Linked DNA regions of Homo sapiens: region 1 is linked to region 2. The links are chromatin loops, found by intact Hi-C in ENCODE. Cell type or tissue: heart left ventricle. All regions are shown on one strand.

Region 1 (8,000 bases), 81 kb before region 2:
AGAAGCCTTATCCTTTTCTGTTTTAACTCTTATACTATTCTTAACAAGAAGTAAATCCGGGAAATGGAGGGGAATTAAGTGGTTCAGGAGTTTGGTGAAGAAATACAGCTGTGATAAATCTCAGACAAGGAGAGAGACAGAAAAAAAAAATCAGAAATGTGAAGGAGCACTGGTAAATTTAGAAGTACAGATAAACAGTAATTCAAAAGGAAAAGCAGATTTAGGACAGGAAATTTTCTCTCAAGGCTAAGGAGTAGCAACTCTGTAAACTTTGTGTCCTAGATTATAGGATGGGATTGCATTTAGGATCCCTCTGAGTTGGAACTCAAAATGAGAACATGTTCTAATCAGAGATGGTGGGCTGGAGGAATGAACAAGGAGTTCGATTCAGTCTATTTTGCGACACACACAAAATTCAGGGTCTTCTGAAGGTTCAGGAAAGAAAAGGTCTGAAACTATTGACTAAAAGTTGAGTTTGGAGGATTTCAGGTGGATTTTTTTTTTCTTTGAGAGGTATTATAGCTATGTTACCCCGGCTGGTCTTAAACTTCTGCACTCAAGTAATCCTCCCGCCTCAGGCTCCAGAGTAGCTGGGACTACAAGAATGCACCATGGTACCTGGCTTGAGGTGGATTTTATTTACTCTGGTGTTTTTAGCTCTTTGCTACTTGTTTGCATGTTATCTGTGTGTTGATGTTAATGGGGGCAGTTTTATAAGAATTAGTGGGAAAATAAGATGTTCTTAGAGCCTTGCCAAAGGAAAACCAACTCCATAAAATATTCTAGGATAGAACTTGACACATTTCCCCCCTTACAATAATAATTAAATGCAATTTAACATTCGTTATAAAAAATGACAGCAATATAATTGAAGGAAATCCCTTTAGTTCCTCACCATCTGGGCTCCGTTAATGAAGGATGTGATTCCCTTTGGCGGAATTCCGTTTCTGATATCATTTGTTATGTGGGTTCTTGTTTCAAGCTTGATGTGAAGGCTGGTAGGGAGGCTGTAGGAGTCACTTTAAAGTTTGAAGCAGGAGTGAGAAAAGCAAAGGTTTTTGGCGAAATTTAGAGAGAAGAACTGGATTTCTTGCGCGCCCACTATTTGTCATCACAACCCAGCTATTTCCTTTCAGCTGAGGGAGGGATTATTATTCTTATTCTACAAATAGGTCTAGAGAGATTGAGGAACTTGCCCAAAGTCACACAGCTAAGAAGTGACACAGCTTTGATTCAGCCCCATGTTTGCATGCTTCTGATTTTCATGCTTTTTCCTCTATATAATGCTGCCATTCAAAAAGGTGTTACGTATAAAGGATACATGATAAAATATAAACTAACCTTAAAAAGAGTATGCCAACTGAAAGAAGCCAGCCACAAAACATCACATGTCATATGATTCCATTCATGTGAAATGCCCAGGAAAAGCAAATCTATAGAGACAGAAAGTAGATTAGTGGTTACCTAGGACTGGAGGCGAGAGCAGGTAGAGACTACAGATGAGCTCGAGAAATCTTTTTGGGATGATGGAAATGTTCCAGAATTGGACTATGGTGATGGTTATACAATACTGTATATTTACTAAAAGTCATTGAATTGTAACTAATAATGAGCTAATTTTATGGCATATAAAGTATACCTCAATAATTGTTTTTTAGAAAGGTATTGTCATCATCACCGTGATTAACACTTGGTTTTTTGTCAACTTTATTATTTTCTACATATGTAGCTTTTAATGAAGGGGTATGAGCTATAGGGTGGAGGAAAAGTAATACTTGGCTCCCCATGCATTCCTCAAGACACCTGCCTCATGGCTATTGCTTAAGCACCAATTCTTTGCTCTGTGTAGGAATACAAGTGTGGGAAAGGCAGGACTTGAAGGAGTAAGTGAATTTATTCATTTTCTACCAATACAGACTCCCACTTCCTGGTCTACCAGCTGGCTTTGGGGCCACAGGAGGTAGACAGGATTGAAGGTGGACAGGGTAAAAAGAAGATGAGGCAAGATAGAGAGGAAGAGGAAAAACAAGGAGTTAGCATTAAACAAGCCACTAATGCTACATACCTTTCATCCCTGACCAACTGAAACCCTCAAGGAATGGTGGAGCTCACGGGAGAAGAAAACTCAGACTATGTTTTTTCTAACTGGCCCTGTTTAAGAAGGCCATCTCCACAAATACAATCAACACGCTTTCTCAAATTGTGTTTGGATCAGCAGAGTTCAGGCACAGCCTTTTCTTTCAAAGGCATCAGATATCTGCATTCTGGACAGACCCAGCCAGGTGAATACAAAGTATCCTCTGACTGTCTTGATTTACTAAAGTTATGTCTTTACAACTCTGACCCTGTCCCAGACATTAAAGCTAAGAGGGGCCTTAAAGATCACTTGCAAGAATGGGCCTCAAACTTTTTTAGCAGCAAATCCTCCCTTCAATCTAAATGTAGAAAGCCATATTTATAAAGACAGTCGCAGTGGCATAACTCTGCACTGCTTGGGGTGTGTGTGTATGTGTCCACGTGCCTATCAGGAGTAGGTCAGGTCCTGCCTTTTGGACTTCCTTCTCAAAGTGACTTCTGAGACACTTCATAGAATCCCTAGGGCTCCATGGCACTTTATATTTGAGGAGTCTAAGATTCAGAGGATTTAAGTGACTTTTGAGGCAACTTGACAAAGAATACGTGAAGATTTTGGAGTCAGGCAGACCTGGAATGAGTGTCATCTTTTATGACCTTGATGGAATGCTTAGCTCTCTAAGTCACAATTCCTTCATCTGTAAGGATGAAGTCCTTCATGCCCATTCATGGGGTAGTTGAGAGAGTTAACTGAGCTAGGTATGTGAAGCAGGGACCACATGTCCAGACTGTCAATGGCACTGCCAGTCAGAGGCTGCTCTAAGACTGGGACTTGGATCTCATGCTCCCTGGTCTTGTACCTGTTCCATCAGCCACACCTGAGAATGAGGAGAGATGAGCACAGCATACAAGGTAGGAGTGGCCCCAGGAGCCAACATCCTCCAGCACACCTTGGGAGTTACTGCTATGGCTGGGGGGCTGGTGGTCAGGATTCTCTTTTTGCTGCTGTGCTTCTGTGGTGTCTGTGTTGGACTGAATCTTTCTCACACTGCTGCTTTTGGTTAATGGCTCTCAAGAGAATCTAAATGTAGAAAGATTTACTCCAGATCTTAAGTTTAAGTATGACAACATGAGAGACAGTAGAGTGTGATGGGAAAGAGCACTGATTCTAAATCAGATTAGACCAGGCTTTACCACTTGCTAAGGACATGGGTGAATTTGTATGCAGATTGATTCACAGAGTGGTTAGTGGTAGTCTGGTATCGTGGTTAAGTGCATAGACTTTGGGACCAGACTGGCAGTCTGGCTGTGCTGCTATTCACATGTAGTATGAAGTCGGGCAAAGATATTGTCTCTCCCTCTCTGCTTCAGTTTCCTCAACAGCAAAATGGAGTTAATGAATAATGGGACCAGAGTATATGGCATTGTGAGGATCAAGTACTTAGGAGACCGCAAGCATATAGTAAATGCTATTAAGTGCAAGTTAGTGGTAATATAATAAGACATTTAAAAATTCAGATTGCCGAGATACATTTATATAAAAAGTTAATCCATCAAATATTTTCCAAATAAATACTTTGGCTGGAATAAATCTTTGTTTACCTTGGTTTCTTATATTACATTCTGAGACATTTTCTAGGTGGAAGTTTCCCAGATGGCTATCAAAAAGCCTGTTCTGAGATACCATAAAAATTATATGGAGATATGAAGATTCAAAAGTAGTTAAGTTTAGAAATTTTTTACATAAATCAGCCTAGATTCTTCATATATCAAATAATATTTATAAAATCTTTTGGCCTAGTTCTGGTATAGGCTATATGTCATTGGACAAGTCTGTTAAATTCTCTGCACGCCAAAATGACAGTGTTACATTGAAGGACTTCTGAATCTCCTGGCTTCCTCATTCCATTATTCTACATTAATTCATAGAGAATCACATGGACCTTGTTTACAGAACTGAGCTATGAAAAAATAAATATCATGCAAGAAGTTTGATGATTGAATTCCGGAAATAATATGTTGAGATCCAAACCTAGTACATTCACAAGAAGAATCTTAATTTCCTATTGGCTTTCTAGAGCAATGTAACGAACATCCTAGAGGTCCAGAAGCACAGATTTCAGGTTTTTCCCTCCAGCAATGATTTTCCTGACCAACCAGACCTGTTTCTCTCCTTTTCTCCTTCTCTTTCCTCATGTTCTTTCCTTCTCTTCCTTCTCCTCCTCCTGCCTTTTTCTGGGGGGGTTGGGGTGGAGTCTGTTTTGGTTTTGATTTGTGTTTAATTTTTTTGCCCTGATTTTTTCGCCCTGATTTTTTCAGTCCCACTTCTAGTTGATTTCTTGTTCCTACCCTTGTTCTGTTTGCTAGGAAGTTAGGAGGTGGGAGAGTGAGATAAGGGAAAATAAAGAATTGCAGCTTAGTAATAGTCCTTTCAACACTTTGGCTGAGCCAGCAGCAACGATGTATGGTGATAAGAGTATGGAAGAAGAGCTCGGTGACCATGGAAGCAGCTCTCAGCCTTCTTTGATCCACACGGTGGAGGAGGCCTTATGTGGGCAGTGACAGCCTCTGCCGTTAGTAAAAGGGACCTGTGGTTGGCAGGCATGCCAGGCCACCCACTCTGTCTTTTCTTTTCTCTTCCTATTAAAGGTGTTTTGCTTTAAAATGTTTAGCTCTCACTGGTCAAATAGTGAAAGGCAAGTTATGTCTATACCAAAAGAATATACTATCCATAAAGATAACGATGGAAGAACAATTCAGTATTAGTTTGCTAAGGCCGCCATAACAAAGTGCCACAAACGGAGTGGCTTAAACAAAATAAATTTATTGTCTCACAGTTCTGGAGGCTGGAAATCTAAGGTCAAGGTGTCAGCAGGGTTGGTTCCCTCTGAGGGCTGTGAGGAAGTATCTGCTCCATGCTTCTCCTCTAGCTTCTGGTGGCTTGCTGTCTTTCACATTCTTCGGTTTGGTGAAGCATCTCTGCCTTCAGCTTCACATGGCCTTTTCCTTGTGTGTGCATCCATGTTCAAATTCCTCTTTTTTACAAGGACAGTAGTCATATTGAATTAGGGGCCAATTCTACTCCAGTATGAACTCATCCTAGCTTAATTATTTACACCTGCAATGACCCTTTTTCCAAAAACAAAGGTCACATTCTGAGGTACTGGGTGGTTAGGACTTAAACATATGAATTTGGTTGGGGGAAAGGGCACATAATTTAACCCATGATAAATTTCCTTGACCTATCTGCAGCTAAATACACACTTTGGGTTGTTTTGCCCCAACTAGAGGTGAGGTTTTACCTAGGACTTTCTGTATACTCTCTCCACACTTTCATACAAAGCCATCCCAGGGCCCAATGTTTAATCATCTGCAAGATCGTAACTCATGTAAGGGTAGAGTTTGTGACCATGGAATAGAATGTTTTCTGTATGAAATGGATTATTCACAAAGATACTGAGTCTCTAATACAGCTAGCACTTTTCTTTAATCAATTTAATTATATTATAAAGGTAAACCAAAACCCAGCTACAAGAAGGAATACTGGGGAGAGCTGGTGAGGCATCTAACAATCCACACCCGGGGTGTTCACTTTCCCTGGTGTGCATGAGAGAATTGAGCAGGTGGTGGCCCCTCAGTGGTGCTAATACTGTTGCTTAAGGACCATAAGCATACTCTGGAGCAAGGACAAGGTTCTAACTCACACCAGATTAAAGAAGAGTGCTATTATTAGCAACTTGACTAAATGTGATATGGCATCAAGACAAGTGTTCTCCCATTGCCTATTGAAGTTTAGCCACTTTATGTTTTGAACAGATTTAATGACTTTCACCTTGTTAGAGTCTTCTTAATAGATGTTCCAATTAGAGAGAAAATTAAATCTAAAACTAACTTTGGAAAAATTCCCCGTCACTTTATTATGCATACTCTGAAGTGCAAGAGACCAAGGCTGTTTCATTCATCTTTGCACCCTGAGTGGTAAGCTCAATGATGATATATTTGTCTTTTCTGTTCATTAAGTTTACTTGGTATTTTAAAATCTATTCTTAAAAGAAGCCATGTCTTGATACCAACTTTAGTAAGAATTGAGAGATTCGATTAGTTTACATCTTATTACATTTAACTATTATTATTTTCTGTTTTTAACTCTAAAACCAATATGTTGGTTTTTAAATAACAGAGGACTTGAAGAGCTTATATACCTAAGAGCAATTTGTGAGGCATAGGTGTTCATTATTAAAACAAATCAGCAGGCAGTGTGTATCTTAGGATTACTCATAAAGTAATTATATTTAATTTATGTTATTTGATAAAATAGTATCATAACATCTCTCTGCTTAGGGGCTTTACATTGAATTGTTAATAAATCAGTTACCATTGAGATCACCTTTTCAAACTGTTCTTTAAACTTCTAGGCCCTGAGAGTTTGGTTGTGTCTTATCCCAGAAAGACAACTACACAAAGCACAGCTCCAGAGCAGTATCTATACTGCCTGTTTATTTCCTTTGCTTTACAAGACATGACTTTAAAAAAGGTAAAACTTCATGAAAAACATTTAATTACTTGCCTATATGCATACACACACACACACACACACACATATAATGCACACACACAGAGTAAACTTATTTGTGAGATTGACTCTGGTTAGGATAAAGTATCTGAGCCTTTAAATAGAACTGATTTAGCAAATAATAATAATTATTATTATTATTTATTTTTAGAGATGAGGTCTCACTCTGCTGATACTGAACTCCTAGGCTCAAGCAATCATTGTGCATCAGCCTCCTGAGTAGCTGGGACTACAGGCATGCACTACCAGACACAGCTAATTTTTTAAAAACTTATTATAGAGACTGGGGTCTTGCTATATTGCCAAAGCTAGTCCTGAACTTCTGGCCTCAAGCAACACTCCCAGTTAAGCCTCCCAAAGTGCCAGGATTATAGGTGTGACTCACCGCTCTCGACCGAAATAAATGTTTTCAACCTAATAGAAGACTCTAGATACAATCAGGTTAACAAAAGTCAATTTAACATTTGCAGCTGTAGATACACAGTGAACTAATAAACTACACCAATCTGAGTTTGAGCACAAGGGGAAATATATACTAACCCAGAAGAAGCCAAAGCCCTCGTATTCTTCAGTCACTGAGAATATCTTGAAGTGCCCCCACCCCTATCCCATAAGGTACCAAGTCCTGTAGTGCTTTATCTTTTTCAGTGTCTATTGTGTCCCTTCTTTTTTCCCCATTTCTGTGGCCACCTGTTAGTTCACAGATGTATCCCCTCAGGCCATCAGCTGTTGTAGTACGTCCTAATCGGTCTCCTTGAGTTCAGTCTCTCACCTCTTCTCTTCAATTTATTCTCTAGATCCAGGCTAATCCTCCTCCTAAAACGCTCCTCTGATCTTGTCACTTCTTTGCTTTAAAACTTCTAAAGATTTCCTATTGCCTAAAGCAGTGTTTCTTCAAATTTGAAACTAGATTTCCTGTATCAGAATCATGTGGGTGGGATGTCCTCGGACCTGAAGAACCAAAACCTCTGGGGAGGTAAGGATAGGAAATCCAAATTTTTAACAAGCACCACTGCATCTCCCAGGAGATTGTTGAACATGCAACATATGAGGCCTACCTGCCTAGAATAGCGATTCTCAACCTGGGCTGCACATGGAAATCACCTGGGAAGCTTTAAAAATTTGCTGATGCTTGAGTTCCATCCCTAGAGTTTCTGATTTAATTGGTCTGGGATGCTGCCTGGGCATTGGGGTATTTTTAAAAGCTTCCCAAGTGTGCATCTGTATCAGAAAAGATTATACTTGGCTATATTTAACAGAAAATTCAAAGTAGCAATTGCTAAAGACACCAGGGTTTATTCTCGCCCAGAAAAAAAAAAAAAAAAAAAGTCCTAGGTTGGGCAATTCGGAACTG
Region 2 (8,000 bases):
CTAGGACGAATGAATTATCAAAATTAATGTAAGAAGAGAAAACATTTTAAATAAACCATTAAACCCAGACAATACTTAAAAAATAATCAATGATTCATGCTTTAATAAAAGTCAAAGTCTTACATGATAGTAATTTATAGTTTCCTTTGCAGTGGATTCAAAATTTCAAAATTCAAAAATGTCAGTGGAAAAAGTACAGTGAAGGAGAACTTTCTGTACTGAATACTAAAAACATAATAATTAAAATATCATGGAATTGCCACAAGGATAAACAAATAAATATAAAATAAAACAGTATATCCAGAAATAAACCCACATTTATGTAGGAACTTAATATATTAGAAAGAGCAAAGTCAACAGAAAAGTCATTAAATGCTGTTGGGGCAATTGGCTCTTCATTTGAGCTAAAAATTTAGATTATTATACCATACCACATACAAAAGTAAATTACAGATGAATTATAGAACTGAACATTTCAAAACTGTGCAAGTATTAGAAGAAAATATAGGCAAGGCACAGTACTAAAAGACATAAAAGATGAACAGCTTTGACTATACAAATTTAACTTTTGACAAAATACATTACAAACAAAATTAAAAGACATAATAGAGTAAGAGATATAAGCAGTATATACAGCAAATGATCAGTATCCATTATATGGAGAGAACCCCTACAAATCAATAAGAAACCCAACCCATTGTTTAAATGGGCAAATTACACAAATAGAAAATGTAAAGAAGAAACACAAGTGGTCAATTAAACATAGGAAAATAAATGTTTACCTATGTAACAAACCTGCACCTATACCCCTGAACTTAAAAGTGTTTTTAAAAAGAAAGTAAAAAACAAAAAAAGAAAAGAAGTTTAACCTCGGTAGTAATAAAGGAAAAGAAAAATAAAAATAAAAGTGCAATGAGATTCTATTTCTCCCCATTAGATTAGCAAAAATTAATGTTGATAATATGAAGTGCTGGGAAAGGGGTGGGGAAATGGGCCCTCTGGTTTACCACTGGTGGACGTAAAGTGTAAATTAGCATAGCCTTTTCAGAGGCCAATTTGGCAATATATATTAAAATTTAAAATGTGCATACATATACTTTATCTCAGTATTCTGCCTCAAAGGATCTGTTTTACATAAATATTGGCATATTGTGGAAAAAGAGAACAATTAAAACCTAAATTCTTTATTATGGAATACTGCCCATCCATTAGAAAGCATTCCATCAATTAAAATGCACTAACAGGAAAATATCTCTAAGCTGGACTACAGTAGCAAAGTAAGTTGTATAACAACATATATAGTATAATTACATTTTTTAATGCTGTATATCTATTGAGATACTACTGTGTGTAAGCCTTGGTCTTTGGTAGTAGACTTATAGAATTGAAGAAAACAGATAAAATTATTGGCCTTACAAAGATTACCTATGAAGTTTGGAGATGAGAGATGAGTGTGGGGCTGGGAACAGCAAACAATAAACTAGTAAGCAAATACATAAGCAAGATCATTTCTGATAGTGGACCTTTCTATGAAGGCCATAAACATGTAATGTGGTGGAGAAGAATCCTAACATAAAGTCGGTACTATCGGTAAATGAGAGCAATTATAATCCACTTGCAGAGTAAACTTGACACCACATACATTCTGGAATTGAAAACCCCTTAAATTCATATTGATCTTTTCTGTCTTTTAAGACATGTTAGCTAAAGAAGATACCATATCAAACTTCTGCAGGGATTTTGTGAGCTGACAGAAAGCCCTAAACTGAGGGCCAACATTCACGGTTTCCATTCTGGTTCAGCTACATTAGCAGAATTAGATCTAAAAGTCACCAAAAATAGGAAAAGTAGGTTATTACCTGCCTTTACAAGCCCATAGGGCTGTTTCAGGATCTTTGAAATCTTTAAAATGATGTTTTACTTTGAAAAAGTTATGGAAGGGCATTTGTCTTGTAAGCAGCAGAATAATCACAGGTATTAAGTATAATCAAAAGTGTTGTCAACTAGATCCCATTTATGGCTTTGCATGTAAAAGGTGTGATATGGAGGAGGTGGAGAGAGGACTCCAACAAGGAACATCACATTTCCTGGTGTCCTCCCTTGTCCCCATTGGAATAAAAGCTTCAGGCTCTATAGTCTGGACCTCAGGACAAGGAATAATATGGCCCCAAAGCTAGACAAAGCCCATAAACCAGAGAATTCTGGTGAATCTTCTTCCCCTCCTCCTCTGTGATGCCCAAACCATACTCCATTCACCAAGGCATTTCGAACCCACAGGAGTGTAACAGAGGCCTTCAGGTTTTGAAAAGCAGAGGACTGTTTTGGGAGAGTCCTCATTTTGCTGCTTCCCCTCATCTCAGCTACCCCTGCTCAGACTCACATCCTAAGGCTGACCCTGCCTAGAGATACATGACTGGTAGACTGACTGCACTTGCCACACTCTGCCAAGAGGCAAAATGCAAATGCTTTTAAGAGGTCAATGCCCTCCAACTGTGAAATGGTAATGTGCTAAATTATGTGCTTAATTAATTTCCCCCCAAGAGCATACCATAAAATTGGAAAAACAATTCCTCAGGCAAGTCCCATCACCCAGGATCAATGCACATAAAGTACACAGGAAAGGATCAAAGTTTCTCATGAGTCAATGTGTGCATGTGCTCTGGCTGAATATTCCGAGTTCCACTATAGGTTCCACTATAGGTTGGTGAAAGGCATACAACCAATTAAATTGCTTTGCTCTTTCTCCTTCTGTTGTTACCACATGGGTTAGAAACTTCAGGGATGAGATTTTTGCTACTTCCCTCCAGCAGGAATCCAAGGAAAAAACTTCCTGTTAGATTTTACCATGAGCAGCCATCCTCTTCACAAGTTTGTAGGTTTTATTTTTTATTAGTTTTCTTGTTAATGCAAAACAATCACAGCAGGATTAGGGAAACTGAGCTAAAAGGTTAGGTGATATAGCCACTACCTCATGAATATTCAGTGATATGGGCTGTAACAATTACTTAACAACTAGTCTGGAGTTATATCTGCATGACAAAAATAAAACTGGATAAAGGAGGCAAAAACACTATATATAATAGCTACCCTTTTTTCCAGACTACATAATGTTATACAACAGCTTTGTAATTATTTGTATAATGTTTTTATTGTTTAACTCCAGCACTGTAAGCTCCATGAGACAGAGACTTTCTTTCACCTCCATATCTCTAGCATGAATCCCAGTGCTGGTAGCTGACACTCAAGATATATTTGTAAATGAGTGAATGAATGAGTGAGTGAATGAATGAACAAATGACTAAGCCAGGTTTAAAACCCAGTTCTCGGGCCTACTTGACCATTTCCATGATACTAGGATACCCCCCTATGGATGCACAGATTTTCAAGAAAGAATAAAAGACATTAAGAGATTGTGCCTAGGCCATACGACATAACCTCCCACTTAATTTCATATAAATTTATGGCTGAACCAGTTTGGAGATTTGTTTCCAGAAAGTACTGATTTATTCAGTTGAGATCAATCATGGTAAATACAAGTCTTAGTGGGTAGGTAGTGCATTGCTGTGGACGGCTACCTACTACATGGCATTCACATTTGAGTTGACGGTGTTTTATGGTCTCAGCGGTGTAAGGCTGGATCAAGGTCAGGCTTTCTCCTCATAGAAGGATGTGTTGAAGGAGGTTGGAGAGCCAAGGAATTGGAAGACACCTGCATGATCCCTGCTGCATGCTGAGAGGGCCAGTGTCTAGAATCAGAGAAAACAGCAGGAGCTCTCATTCTTTCTGCTGGGTGTCACCTGCTCCTGGCCCTTTTACCTGCTCCTGCATCTAAGCACCAAAAGCCAGTAGGTTTCACAAGCTAAATCCCCCCTCCTGAGCTAACTTAATCTAATTCACTAAGAATGGGTTATAAAACACCAATACTCTATCAAAGACAGGGGCTTTAATATTATCTTGATCTTTAGGTTGCATTGACCTCAAACTGTCTTTCCCGGAATGTTGTGAAAACATGCTATACACACAAACACACATACTCATACATGTATATACCTAATTATTTTATTACTCAGAAAGCTATTAGGGTTAATGGAACATTTGACTCAAAGCATAGCCAACCTTAGCACTGACATCCTGCATATAGAACCTGCCTTTATGATTTCTTTTTCCTCTTCTCTTTACCAACACCCTCCCTCCCTTAGGAAAGGAACCTGGCGGGGGAACCAAGAGTTTGGATTGCAAAATTGAGGAGAGTGCTGAAACACCTGCCCTAGAAGACTCCTCATCATCCCCCGTAGATAGTCAGCAACATTCCTGGCAGGTTTCCACAGACATTGAGAACACTGAAAGGTAAGTGGGAAGTTACCCTGAATAGACTGCCAATCCTCCTCCCGTTAATGTTCTTAGGGGCCACAGAGAGACGAGGTTTTCTAGTTCAGATTCAGAAACAGAGCTTTCTTTGGTATGCCAGAGGAGCATAGTGCTGTCAGGGACCCTGGAGACTGCCTAATCTGCAGACAAGAAAACTGAGACAAGAGAGGGTAAGCAGTCCAAATCCTGCAGAGGAACACTAGCAACACCCACAGTAGGCACAGGCTCCCAGGCCTCTGCTTCTCCCACTCCAACACATTGCATCTCCATGGAAAATGAGAACAGTGTGCTGCCTTGGAGGGGAAAAAGTCTACATGCTGTCACAGTTCACCTACTGGGCTGGTACCCAAAATTCCCATTTGTTTAAGGGAGAAAATCCAAAATTACACAAAGATGCCTCCAGTAAAGTCTCGGGTTTCAGGTATATGGAACAGCCTGCTTAGCTGCCATTTAGGGGCTGAGCATTCTGTCCAGTTCACAAAGGGCTTCTCCCAGGGCCCCCTTCTCTTACTCTCCACAAGGTGGCTGATGGCCCCTCAGTGGTCAAAGCAAGTTAATGCATTTTCTTAACTTCAGTAGCTCACTTCTAGAGAGGCAGTTTCTTTCTTGAAAAGAAGAGACTCTACAGTGATTTTATTTTATTTAGGAAAAGGGAGTAATAATAATAATATTATAATAAATACCATGTCCCATCTAGATGCTAAAAATGACATTCTGCGAGGCAGAAAGATAAGCCTCTTGTTTATTTGCCTTTACACTGATATCTGTGCCCTTTGCTACTAATGTCCCCAGAGCTGGCACCAAGCAGCTGAATGAATACTGGGCAATTCCACTGAGTGTTCTGTGTGTATGAGGTTAAGTCACTGACAACATAATGAACATTTTATTTTTTTTTATTTTTAGAAATGTAACACACAATGGCATTTATAGCCATTGTGGTTCTACTTTCAGATTGTGATATAATTCTAAAGCTAATTACCGAATTTCTGTGTTTATAGAAAATTGGAGCATGTGGTAATTATGTGCTATTAATAAAACTTGGATTTTGTATAAGCTTGGAAATGCAACAATTCAAACAATAAAGCTGTTTGGCACCGTTTGATGGCACTATAGACAAATGATGAGGGAGTGATTTATCTTAATTTATAAAGTAGAAAATTCTTAGCTCTGTTCCCAGGGAAAAAAATATCTGCTGAAATGCCATATCAGGGCATAAACATCAGTGAAACCATTTTACTTTGCAGACCTTAGACAGCAGCTATATTCACGCCTTATAAGCTTATAAGAAGGGATGGCAGTAAGAGTAGGATAGTTAAGGCCCACAACGTTGGCAATGTTTCAGTTCAGCCTGAAAGCCCAGATTCTGGTCAAAGGAGATGGAGGTGGGCACAGTGGACCTGGTCCAGGATGTGGCTAACTCCGTTCTCCCTGGCTGTCTGCCTTGAGAGATCATGGGTCTCAAACTGGACTGCACAGTTAAGTCATCAGGAGGGAATTCTTAAAATACTGATGGCTGGGCCCCACTATAAGCCAACTGAATCAGGCTCTCTTGGGGTGAGACCTGGGCTTAAGGTGATTCTCCTGTGCAGCAGCCAAGGTTGAGAATTGGTGCTTTATTAGAGGAGACAGTGCCTCAATCCCCCATGTTGCATTCCTAGCCCTTTCTCACCCATTCCATCTGTCCTTGAGATCTTACATGAAAACAGACTGTGCCTTGCACTTGTGGAGGTGGGGCCACACTTCCTTTCTCCTGCCCTCCTCTCTCACTTGATCAGCATGCAGCCCACAGATACATCCTCACACCTCGCACCCATGAGAGTGGATTTGGAAAGTTTTTACAGGTATATTTCCGCAGATCCTCAAGGCTGCTTTCCCTTCCTTTTCCAATCAATTATTACTGAGACTTGAGTTCCTCTTCACATATCAGTCAATACTTGAAAAGGAGCTCCCATGAGGTCTCCAGAATTACCCTAAGAAAACGATCCTCAAACCGTGCTCAACAGAACTGTGGTGTTTTGTGAAATGGACTGAGAGGTTTCATACCTAAAATTAAATGGTGACTGTCTTTCCTCAAATAACAGAAGAAAAATAAGTGGATAGAATTTCTTCAACTTTAAGATGATCTTCCCCACAAAACTTTCCTAAACCCATGGTGCCTGCCAATGCTTGCCTATCCTCAGTTAATTAAAGGATGCATCTGCTTTTTGTACCAAATTATGTTCCTGGCTATTTTAAATGAAATCTGCCCCTATGTCCTGGGGTCTCAAGAGCACTTTCTCCAATGCACAACCATCTGGACGTGTGTAGGGACAATTGTCCCAAGGGTTTCAAAAGATGAGTTCTCCCCTACCTTAGACTAGAAGCCTCCTGAGATGGCTTCCTGCTTTACAATTCTGGGGTTTTATGACCATGCATGCTCTGAGATGAGGGAAGATATTGGATGTATGCAGTGGCATTGCATGCTGTGTGCTGAAGTCAGGAAGTGTGGGAGGACGGTCCATGCTAAAGGAAGGCCCAGCTGTACCCAGGTGGGGTTGTTTTCCCTCTTGTTCCCATACTGCGCCCCTTTCTGTTTCATCCATTGTAAGGAGCTCTTTTCTGGAAGTTTTAGAATTTGTTACTCTTTCATTATTCCAAGTCAATGTAATAAGTGTTGGTCCTGGTGAACGCTTAATACCTGAGTTATGCTGAATTCCAATCGTAGTAACAAGAGACTATTAAAACCAAGCAGAAGATGGAATTGGAGGCCATTGTCTTCAATGAAACAACTCAGAAAACAAAATAGCACATGTTCTCACTTGTAAGTGGGAGCTAAATGGTGGGTACACATGGACATGGGGTGTGGAATGATAGACATCAGAGACTCAGAAGGGTGGGAAGGTGTGGGGGGTGAGAAAATACTCAGTGGGTAAAACGTACATTATTGGGGTGATGGATGCCCTAAAAGCACAGACTTCACCACTATGCAATATGTCAAAGTAACAAAACTACACTTGTACTCCTTAAATTTACACAAATTTTAACAAACGAGCAAATAACAGCAAGTGAATGTACATAGCCACTATAGTCCTCTGACCATAAAGCCTTGATAGCACCATCACCCAGCCTCAAGTTTGCCCTGGGTAGCCCTGTTGCTCCAGTTGTACTTCCTTGGCCTCTCTTTGCAAATCTAAAGCACTGTCCTCGTGACCAATGGCTCTTCTCTGATCTCAGCCAGGTTCGACTGGAGGCAGAGATGAGGGCTCCTGCAGGAGAATGCCCTGTAGAAATGTTTGGCAGAATGGCTCTCACTTTTTCCTGAGCCAACCCATCTCAGATTTTTTTTCTTGTAAAAGCAAAATAAATTCAATATTTGCCTACTGGAAACTAGAGCTAGTGCAATTAGACACAGACCCTCATCTTTCAGTTGTCTCATATAACAGATTGTTTGAGATTTCATTTTGAAAATTTACAGCTGATTATTCTGTCTTTTTATCAATTTTACAGAGACATGAGAGAAATGAAAAACCTTTTAAGCAAACTCAGGGAAACTATGCCTTTACCATTGAAAAATCAAGGTGAGTCTTGTCACTTCTCTTTGAGGCAGAGGATGTTTTTAATGGGATAACCTTGGGAATTGTTTCTTGGAAATT

What was found. A loop is a pair of places that touch in the nucleus more often than their neighbours do. Peaks named below come from ENCODE experiments on the same cell type or tissue, not always from the same donor. Only the 100,000 strongest peaks of a DNase experiment are listed, where the experiment ranks them.
Region 1: it touches region 2 in a loop (2.9-fold over the local background); 44 of 110 quality-filtered maps call a loop at or near these places.

Annotation. Positions count from the first base shown.
Region 1 is chr5:64,509,062-64,517,061 of GRCh38, forward strand. The region is part of intron 2 of RGS7BP (regulator of G protein signaling 7 binding protein); the gene reads left to right. Among named protein-coding and RNA genes, the nearest start is that of RGS7BP, 7.0 kb to the left of the region's middle. In heart left ventricle, no CTCF peak of the experiment used is centred here; no DNase peak of the experiment used is centred here; H3K4me3 peaks cover 1,636 bases.
Region 2 is chr5:64,590,511-64,598,510 of GRCh38, forward strand. RGS7BP (regulator of G protein signaling 7 binding protein) reads left to right here. Exons shown (of 6, transcript NM_001029875.3): 4 at 4,200-4,347; 5 at 7,855-7,925. Among named protein-coding and RNA genes, the nearest start is that of RGS7BP, 88 kb to the left of the region's middle. In heart left ventricle, a CTCF peak has its summit at 4,880 (motif pointing right); no DNase peak of the experiment used is centred here; H3K27ac peaks cover 301 bases.